Regions from separate parts of the Homo sapiens genome. Here region 2 is linked to region 1. A link is an interaction called in ENCODE POLR2A ChIA-PET data of the cell type or tissue named here. Cell type or tissue: GM12878. All regions are shown on one strand. Each heading gives the region's core, and the rest is flanking DNA. Links, peaks and the distances in the headings are about the cores only. Region 1 overlaps ZFAND3 (zinc finger AN1-type containing 3). Region 2 overlaps ZFAND3 (zinc finger AN1-type containing 3).

Evidence for each region. Peaks named below come from ENCODE experiments on the same cell type or tissue, not always from the same donor. Only the 100,000 strongest peaks of a DNase experiment are listed, where the experiment ranks them.
Region 2: POLR2A ChIA-PET joins it to region 1 with 11 read pairs; 3 of 35 experiments call an interaction of 5 or more read pairs at or near these places.

What each region holds. Positions count from the first base shown.
Region 1 is chr6:37,842,538-37,847,918 of GRCh38, forward strand. The region is part of intron 1 of ZFAND3 (zinc finger AN1-type containing 3); the gene reads left to right. Among named protein-coding and RNA genes, the nearest start is that of ZFAND3, 26 kb to the left of the region's middle. In GM12878, for the core only: no CTCF peak of the experiment used is centred there; no DNase peak of the experiment used is centred there.
Region 2 is chr6:37,922,051-37,927,431 of GRCh38, forward strand. All of the region lies in intron 1 of ZFAND3 (zinc finger AN1-type containing 3), which reads left to right. Among named protein-coding and RNA genes, the nearest start is that of ZFAND3, 110 kb to the left of the region's middle. RefSeq lists a silencer at 2,491-2,560. In GM12878, for the core only: no CTCF peak of the experiment used is centred there; a DNase peak (open chromatin) is centred at 2,441.

The DNA of each region.
Region 1 (5,381 bases), core at 160-5,159:
CTATACAACCAGTTTCTCTATTCTCCTGTTTATATATACCCTAATTTGCTTTTTAAATAATAATAATAGTACTATAAAAATCACTTATCAGCAAACACCCTTACTTGACATCAAGAAAAGGACTAGAATAGATTGGAATTTACTTAGATAACTTTATATTCCATCCTTGCTCTTTTAGTTGCCTTAATTTTATTTTTAGAGTTTGGGAGATACCCTGGCCCTATGAGCATCCCAATGTTAAATAATCTCATTCATTATGTTGTGATTTCTGCTACAGGATGATCTTTTAAATCTTAATTTCTTTCTGGGTGTGGTGGCTCACGCCTGTAATCCCAGCACATTGGGAGGCCGAGGTGGGTGGGTCACTTGAGGTCTGGAGTTTGATACCAGCCTGGCCAACATAGCAAAACCCCGTGTCTACTAAAAATACAAAAATTAGCCAGGCGTGGTGGTGTGTGCCTGTAATCCCAGCTGCTCAGGAGGTTGAGGCACAAGAATTGCTTGAACCCAGGAGGCGGAGGTTCCAGTGAGCTGAGATTGTGCCACTGCACTCCAGCCTGAGCAACAGAGTGAAACTGTTTCACAAAAAAAAAAAAAAAAAATCTTAATTTCTTAAGCCCACTGTGCCTTGACTATTCAGGTGATTTTGTTTCTTTAAGTGTTCCTGGCTGAGTGTGGTAGCTCATGCCTGTAATCCCAGCACTTTGGGAGGCTGAGGCAGGTGGATCACGAGGTAAGGAGATTGAGACCATCCTGGCTAACACGGTGAAACCCCATCTCTACTAAAAAATACAAAAAAATTAGCTGGGTGTGGTGGCGGGCACCTGTAGTCCCAGCTACTTGGGAGGCTGAGGCGGGAGAATGGCTTGAACCCGGGAGGCGGAGCTTGCAGAGAACCGAGATCGTGCCACTGCACTCCAGCCTGGGTGACAGAGTGAGACTCCGTCTCAAAAAAAAAAAAAAATGTGTTCCTGTCTTTGCTTGTTATACAGTTTTGTAAAATCCTATCTGTTTCTGTTTCTCTGAAGCTGAAATCAGATCTGAGAGCTAATAGGAGAATTTTGTTTTGAGAACTATGCGGTCCACATTATTCCTGTTTAGAGACCAGTGTTTGCTTAATGGCTTGGGCCTGTTTTTGCAATTACTCAGCATTTTCCTCACTAAAAAACCTTTAATATACTCAACAATCATTGGTAAATGAGACCTCTTTTTCTTTTCTAGCTGAGACATTGCATATTCTTTTAACATTTCCAACACTGATAGTTTTCTGTCCTTGTGTATCCTTGTAGTTTCTAAAAAAAAAAAAAGCTAATTTGAACATATTCTCAAAGTTAATAAATACTAACAAATGCTGAATACAATAAGATTATTTTTTTTCTATTGTTTTCTTTTTTTGGGGGGACAGAGTCTCACTTTGTTGCCCAGGCTGGAGTGCAATGGTGTGATCTTGGCTCACTGTCACCTCCACCCCTTGGGCTCAATTGATCCTCCCACCTCAGCTTCCTGAGCAGCTGGGACCACAAGACCACCACGCCTGGCTTTTTTTCTTTTTTTCTTTTCTTTTTTTTGTGAAGACAGGGTTTTGCCAGTTGCCCAGGCTGGTCTTGAACTCTTGGGCTCCAGTGATCTGCCCGCCTCGACCTCCTAAAGTGTTGGGATTATAGGCGTGAGCCACTGCACCTGGCCAAGATTGATTGATTCTTTGTCTGTCTGTCTTTCTGTCTTTCCTTGTCTTTCTTTCCTTCTCTGTCTTTCTTGTCTTTCTTTCTTGTCTTGCCCTGTCGCCCAGGCTGGAGTGCAGTGGCGCAATCTTGGCTCACTGCAAGCTCCACCTCCCAGGTTCATGCCATTCTCCTGCCTCAGGCTCCCGAGTAGCTGGGACTACAGGCGCCCGCCACCACACCCGGCTAATTTTTTGTATTCTTAGTAGCGATGGGGTTTCACCATGTTAGCCAGGATGGTCTTGACCTCCTGACCTCATGATCTGCCCGCCTTGGCCTCCCAAAGGGCTGAGATAACAGGCGTGAGCCACTGCGCCCGGCCAGTTTTTTTCTTTTCTAAGTGAAACAGTGTTTAGGCTATTGGTGTGGTGAAAGGCCTGAAAACTGGAGCTGTGGTCTGCTGGCTGAGGTTCTGCTTACTTGTTGCTTCTGAACAAACCACTTTAACACTTAGGGTCTTAAAAAGCAATTATCGGCTGGGCGCGGTGGCTTACTCCTGTAATCCCAGCACTTTGGGAGGCCGACGTGGGCGGATCACGAAGTCAGGAGATCGAGACCAGCCTGGCTAACACGGTGAAACTCCGTCTCTACTAAAAAAAAAAAAAAATACAAAAAATTAGCCAGGCGTTGTGGCGGGCGCCTATAGTCCCAGCTACATGGGAGGCTGAGGCAAGAGAATGGCATGAACCCAGAAGGTGGAGCTTGCAGTGAGCCGAGATCACGCTACTGCACTCCAGCCTGGGCGACAGAGCAAGACTCCGTCTCAAAAAAAAAAAAAAAAGCAATTATCATCTCTCACAGTTGATGGGCTCAGTTGGAGACTGGCATAGCATCACTTCTACCATATTCCGTGGTCAAAGCAGTTATGGAGCCTGCCCAGATTCAAGAGAAGGAGAACTGGACTCCATTTCTCAATGAGAGGAGTAGCACAGAGCTTGGGGCCATCTTTAATCTTCTACTGATGGTGTGACTGGCAAGTGGCAATCTTGGGAGGCAGACGTAACTGAATTACAGACAGCAGTCATTTTTAGGTGTTATAATGTGTTATATACACCCTCCTTATCACTCACATTTTTTTTTTGTTTTTTAATTTTCTTCTGGGTTAAAATTTACCATGCCTAGGCACAGCTCCAAAGTAAACCTGTTTCGTTGTCTTTGTTGGCAGAAGGGTAAACATAAATGAAATTTGGTTAGGGGAAAGGTTTTTAATGATACAGATAAGAAAATAAACTGTAGAAAAATGTCAGATTTCCTAGCCCCTTTTCCTCAAAGGAAGCATGTATAGCTTAATCTTCCAAGAACTAACTTGTTTTATTGCTTTTTCGTACTGTGAGCTGTGGTAACTTGCAGCATTTAGGAAAATGGTTTTTGAAGCAGGTTGCATGTATCATCAGTAGAGCAGCGTATGCCAGTCTCTACTCCCTCAGAGACTTGCTAGGCTGGACTTGTCCCTTCCTTGTACTCAGCGTCCTTGGAACATACTCTCTTAGATAAAATGTTTGTAAAGTGCTTTGGGAAATAATGATGAAATGGGTTGAAACCAGCATTGTTCATAATTTTCCTAACTTCTGAGCTTAAAGTGAGCCTTAGCTTATCCTTCATGATGTTTACCTTTTAGAGGTCTAAAGACTAATGGTACAGTTTTTCTTTTCCTGGTTAGATTTTTAAAATGAAACATTATTTTTGGAATTTTAGAACTTGCACTGCCCTGCATCCTGGAATTTGTGAAGTGAAGTGTTCTCTCATCTCTACCTCAGCTCTTAGAATTGCTCTGTGACCCAGGCCCTGATTAAATACCTGTACAGCTTTTCCTGATCCCATAGGACACTCATGTTGGCTTTTGCCTGTTCCTGTTATAGCCCTGATTCATCATTTGTATATGTCTGAGTTCATTTTAAGCTGTTTGAGGGTTGAGGCCATCTCAGTCATCTTTAGTTCCACCACAGTGCCTTACATTATGCTTTGCTTAAATGTATTCAATGAAATATACTTCTAGGTGCACAATATTCCACTAAGAACCCAAGCCTTAGCAGAAACTAGCAAGTGCTATTAAAAAGTGTGGAAAATTGAGCCAGGTGCAGCTGTTTGGAAGGCTTAGTTAGGCAAGAGGATCCCTTGAGCACAGGAGTTTAAGTCCAACCTGGAGAACATAGCAAGACCCTTGTCCCTTTAAAATAAAAGGGAAAATTATAGTATTAAAGTTATGAAGAAAGCCATCGAGCACCTAATAATGGCAGCTGATATTTCTGTAGCACTATGTAGTATACAGACCCTTTCACATAAGTTGAATTGCACGCTTTGACTACTCTTGGACGTTGCAGATATTTACTCCTTAACAGTAAAGAGTCTGGAACTTGCCGAAGCTCACTCATCTAGAAAGAGGTGGAGCTGGAACTCAAATCTAGTTTGTTAGTATCTGAGGCAATCCTATAATTTATACTTGTGATTTTTTTTTTTTTGTTTTTTTTTTTGGAATGGAGTCTCGCTCTGTCGCCCAGGCTGAAGTACAGTGGCGTGATCTCGGCTCACTGCAACCTCCGCCGCCCAGGTTCAAGCAATTCTCCTGCCTTAGCCTCCCGAGTAGCTGGGACTACAGGCGCATGCCACCATGCCTGGCTAATTTTTTGTAGTTTTAATAGAGATGGGGTTTCACCATGTTAGCCAGGATGGTCTTAATTTCCTGACCTCGTGATCTGCCTGCCTCAGCCTCCCAAAGTGCTGGGATTACAGGCTTGAGCCACTGTGCCTGGCGTATACTTGTGATTTTTATTCAGGTAGGTTTTGCATTTGAAGTTACAAAATAGATTGAAAGATGATAGTTGAATTATTGGCTTTACTAAAAGAATGTTTATTTCTGGTGATATATTAACCAGAGATTTAATTTGCACCAGTTTGATTTATATCACCCGTTGGCAATATACTACATGTGAAAGTTACTTTTTATGTTTTTTATATTTTGAGAATTATTTTAAAATATTAGCTCATGTAAGGTTATTTGCTCAAGTTAACAAGTGCCCCCAAAAACCTCATCAATCGGCCGGGTGTGGTTGCTCCCGCCTGTAATCCCAGCACTATGGGAGGCTGAGGGGGGCGGATCACGAGGTCAGGAGATCGAGACCATCCTGGCCAGCATGGTGAAACCCTGTCTCTACTAAAAATACAAAAATTAGCTGGGTGTGGTGGCATTTGCCTGTAATCCCAGCTACTTGGGAGGCTGAGACATGAGAATCGCTTGAACCCAGGAGGTAGAGGTTGCAGTGAGCCGAGATCGCGCCACTGCACTCCAGCTTGGCGACAGAGTGAGACTCTGCAGAATATTAGACAATCAGAGTACTATTGATACACAGAAAGTGTTATGGGTGATTATTTTCTCTATTCTCCATAATATGATACATAATTGGTACCATTCTAGATACATAGGAAAGAAGTTAATCTGTTACATGTAAAGGATGCCTTGGGAATAGGTCAGTAAACTGCCTAGAGCCAGATCTGGCCAGTGAATTCAGAATTTTTTTATAAGAATGATGTTACGTTTTTAAAGCCTTGGAAAAGTATTTTTGTGTGAAAATTACATGAAATTCAATTCAGTATGTTCATAAATAAAGTTTTATTGGAACACGGTCATGCTCATTTACTTATCATTGGTGGTTAATTTTGTGC
Region 2 (5,381 bases), core at 260-5,259, 80 kb after region 1:
CAGGCCTTGTCTCATAAATGAAATATAAAATATAAAATAAAATAAAATAAAACGTTGTTGGCAAAGATGTATTCAAAATAGTATGTAGAACTTACCTGGAAGGTAATTTTGCAATATTTACCAAAATATACTTTTTCATCTAGTAAGGTCTCCTTCTCAGAATCAGTCTTAAAGCCATTCAAATACAGATTTATGATTAAAGATTTAAGTCCAAAAATGCTCATTATAGCAATATTTATAATAGGAAAAATTGGGGAAAAACAATTATACATCCAACAGTAGTAAGAGTGTGACTACATTATAGTATTAGTATGTAATGGATTGTCACAGAGCAACACACATGTTTTTGAAGAATATTTAAGGCGTGATAAATATTAAATGTAAATGTAAATTGAAAAAATGATATCTGTAGATTTTCATTATGCATTTCTTTATGAAATTTTTGTATATACACAAAAGAAAATAGTCATGCATTGCTTCATGACGGGGACATATTCTGAGAAATGTGCTGTTAGTCGGTTTCATTGTGGAAACAAATGTTGAACATCATAGAGTGTCCTTACACAAACCTAGGTGGTATAGCCTACTCCACACCTACACTATATGGTATAGCCTGTTGCTCCTAGGCTACAAACCTGTAGAACATGTTACTATATTGAATACTGTAGGCAGTTGTATTTGTGTATCTAAACATAGAAAAGGTGTGGTAAAAATGTGGCATGAAAGATAAAAAAGTGTACACCTGTCCCAGGCACTTACCATGAATGGAGCTTACAAGACTGGAAATTGCTCTGGGTGAGTCAGTGAATGAGTAGTGAGTGAATGTGAGGGTCCTAGGACATTATGTTACTGTGGATGTTATAAGCACTGTACACTTAGGCTACACTAAGTTTATTTTTAAAATTTTCTTTAATAATAAATTAGCTTTAGCTTACTATAGCTTTTTTACCTTATAAACTTTAAAAAAATTTTAAACTGATGACTCTTTTGTAATCACACTTAGCTTAAAACACAAACACATTGTATAGTTACACAGAAATATTTTCATTATATCCTTATTCTATAAGTTTTCTTTATTGATTGATTGACAGAGTCTCACTCTGTTGCCTAGGCTGGACTCAAAAGTCCTGGGCTTAAGTGATCCTTCCTTCTCAGCATCCTGAGTAGCTGGGACTACAGGTGCATGCCACCAGGCCTGGCACCTTTATTTAAAAAATATTTTATTTTTTGCTTTTAAAGCTTTTTTGTTAGGCCCCAGCACACAGACATGCACACAATTATCCTAGGCCTGCACAGAGTCAGGAGCATCACTGTCTTCTGCTTCCACATCTTTTCCCACTGGAAGGTCTTCAGGGGTAGTAATTGGTATGGAGCTGTCATCTCCATGATAACAATGCCTTCTTCTGGATACCTCCTGAAAGAGCTGCCTAAGGCTGCTTTACAGTTAACAACTACTTCTTCCTCTTCTTTTTTTAGTAAGTAGAAGAATTACAGTCTAAAATAATGATATAAAGTATAGTAAATACACAAACCAATCACATAGATGTTTATCATTTTTTATCAAGTATTATGTACTATACATAACTGTATGTGCTAGACTTTTATATGACTGACAGCACAGTTGGTTTGTTTACTGTGTTGCTCTAACACTACAGCTATGATGCCATTAGGTGACAGGAAGTTTTTGGCTGCATAATAATCTTATGGGACTTCTGTTGTGTATGTGAACTGTCATTGATGAAAGTATCATTATGCAGTGCATGACTATATGTAATGTGTATATATGGTATGAAGCATAATAAAATGAACACCTGTGAACATACCATACAACAACCAATACTGTAAATATAATAAATTCTGAATTATAGATATCTATCTAAAAAAGTATTTCTTATTTTGGGGAATTATAAATGAGTTTTAGTTTTTACTTTTTGTTTTTTTTTCTACATTCTGTTCAAGGGGTATGTATTTTCAAAACCAGAACATACTATTAAACATTATTAGAAAAAGAAAAAAATTTAAGCAGATTTCTCACTCCGTGTCATTAGAAAGAAACTTTTAAAAGTGTCTGCCACCTGTTATATTCTGAGTGACAGATCATGGCCAGATACATAGGATGACGTTATCTACCAGCCATAGGTAATGCATTGTGACAGAGCTCCAGAAAGATGACAGGCTGACAGCCACAGGAATTGTGGAGAACCTGTCTTCTAGCTGGTGTTTGACCTCTACAAAATACATTTCAAATATCTACTTAAGTGCTTTTTTTTTTTTTTTTTTAATGGTTCAGGCCTTCAAAAGAGATTTTATTTCTTCATTTAACAAGCATTTATTGGGTACCTGTTAAATACCAACCAAGAGTGACCAAAGGAGTCTTTGCTCTTATGGCACTTACATTCTAGTGGTGAAAGATAGCAGGCAAACAGGCATGTGGTGAGATATCAAAGAATGATGTGAAAGAAGAAAACAGGAAGAGGAACTGATTTAAATTGGGTGGTCAGGCCACAGGAGTTGTAGCTCACACCTGTAATCCCAGCATTTTGGGAGGCTGAGGTGGGAGGATCACCTGAGCCCAGGAGTTTGAGATCAGCCTGGGCAACAAAGTAAGACACCATCTTTACAAAAAATAATGGACTGATGTGTGCCTAGAGTCTTATCTGCTTGGGAGGCTATAGTGGGAGGATGGCTTGAGCCTAGGAGGTCAAGGCTGCAGTGAGCTATGATTGGGCACTCTGGTCTGGGCAACAGAATGAGACCCAGTCTCAAAAAAACAAAAAATAAAAAAATAAATTGGGTTGTTGAGGGAAGGCCAGTGAGGAGGTTTGAACTAGGATATGAGCAACAAGAAAGAGACAGCATTACAGTGATTTGGGGGTACAGGGAACAGCATGGGCATGAGCCCTACAGCACAGTCAGAGAACAGAGAAAAGGCAAGCATGGTTGAAATGTGGTGAATGAGGGGGCAGAATGATAAGAGAGCAAGAGGGGAAGTAGGCATAGTCAGATCACAAGGAGACTTCCAGACTTTTTTTTTTAAAAACTTTCTCCAGGTAAAAAGTTTGGATTTTATACTCAATAGGAAATTGTTGGATAGTGTTAAGCAAGAAAATAACACGCTCCAACTTGTTTTAAAAGATGACCATAGCTGCTATGTGGAAAAATCATTGTATAGGGTCAAGAATGGGAACGAGAAGACCAATAAAAAGCTATTTACAGTGGCCTAGGTGAGAGTTAATGGTGGCCATCATAGAAGCATTAAGGAAGGAGAGGAATACATAGATTTGAGATCTATTTGTAAGTAGAACTAATGCATCTTGCTGAGTGTTGTATCTGTAAGACTACAGGAAGGACGGGAATCAAAAATGGTTTCTGCTGGACGCGGTGGCTCATGCCTGTAATCCCAGCACTTTGGGAGGCCGAGGTGGGCGGATCACCTGAGGTCAGGAGTTTGAGAGCAGCCTGGCCAACATGGTGAAAACCTGTCTCTACTAAAAAATAGAAAAATTAGCCGGGCGTGGTGGCGGGCGCCTGTAATCCCAGCTACCTGGGAGGCTGAGGCCGGAGAATCGCTTGAACCCAGGAGGCGGAGGTTGCAGTGAGCTGAGATCATGCTCCTGCACTCCAGCCTGGGCAACAGAGCTACACTCCATCTCAAAAAAAAAAAAAAAAGGTTTCTAGATTTTTGATGTGAGCAACTGGGAAGAAGGTGTTTCCCATTTATATGAGTGGAAAAGATGGGTCAGGCAAATTTGTGGGAAATACTGAGAATTCTAATTTGAAATACTAAGTTTGAGTCAAACGTTGAGATGTCAAATAGGCAGTTAGATATGTGAGTTTGGAGCAAGGTAAAGAGATTTGGGATTGAAGGTAAACATTTTTGCATCTTTCGTGTATAGATACAGTATTTTAAAACCATGAAAGTGTGGGAGATCACTACCAAATGAAAAGTAGAGGTAATGAAGACTGAGTTTCTGGACCTCCAGTTAAGGGTCTTTGCAGGGGAGGAGCAGTAGCAAAGGTGGCTAAATGGGAGCAGTTGTGGTGGAAGAGGGTTGTTTGATCTGGGATTTGAGTGACATGAAGGTATGTGAAGAGTGTTCCGGAAAGAAGGATGGATCTAGCTGAATGCTACTGAGAGGGAATATGCTATGATCAGATACATAACCCTTGTATATTAGTTTTCTGAGGCTATTGTAACAAATTACCACAAAGTTGGTGACAGAATAATAGAAATTTATTTTCTCAAAGTTCTGGAGACTAGAAGTCCAAGATCTGGGAGGGCTTCCTTCCCTCCAAGGTGGCTCTGAGGGAGAATCCATTCTTCACCTCTTCCAGCTTCTGGGGGCTGCCCCAGCATTCCTGGGCTTGTAACCCTGTTACTCCAGCTTCTGCCTCCATCTTCATGTGGCTGTTTACTTTGGGTGTCTTTCTGAATTCCCTTTGCTACTCCCTTGCAAAAATGTTCTTTGCCTCTCTCTCTTGTGATGTCATTTAGGGTTCACCTGGATAATCCAGGGTAATCTCATCTCAAAATCATTAATTAATTTGGAAAGGACCCTCCACCCCCTGAGTAAGGTAACTTCGGGATTAAGACTTGATATCTTTTGGTAGCCATTATTCAACCTACTACCCCTTGGTTTTAGAAACGTGGTACCCATTGGAGAGCTCAATAAGAGTAGTTTCACTGCTCCAGTGAAACTTTACCTTTCATGCTTACTGTCAAAAAGAGAGCTCTGTTGTCTGTTCCAAGACCATGCAAGTTGATTACACTGCTTTTTGTTAGGTAGCGAGTAGTTGTATGCCTGTGATTAGCTTCAAGTTTCCCATGTTCAACATGAGAAAGGATCAAAGTTCCCGGAAGTCTCTGCCAGTTCTTTTGGATTCAGTGTTCTTGACCCATGTGATCCAAGCTGGCATTGTTTAGAATGACCATTATTTCGGTAGCCAAAGTCTGGTTTATTTTAGATTTAAAACATCTCTGTTTTGAGTAATAATATCAGTAGTTATATTATTTCTTTTATAACCTGATTGACAACCATGTTGCTGAAAAATTTCTATCCAGAATGTGGAATGGATGTCATTTAGGTAATACATAGGTATGGTAGGCATTTTAAATACATAAATTATCTGAAGAGAGATCAAGGGACTCTGAGAAAAAGGCCATTTTGCCATTTTTTTAAACCAGGTTTCTGAAACTCAGATGTTAAAACTGGCACACTGGTTGCCAAGTTATCCTCTGAAGGCTTTCCATGATTCCTGCTGGGCAATTGGGAGTAGCAGAAGTTATATGAGTTATATCTGGCTTTTTGTGGCATTGCGTGGACAAGAGATAGTGACCGCATCAGAAGGGCGCCTGATTCTCTGGCAGGGAATTCTGGCCC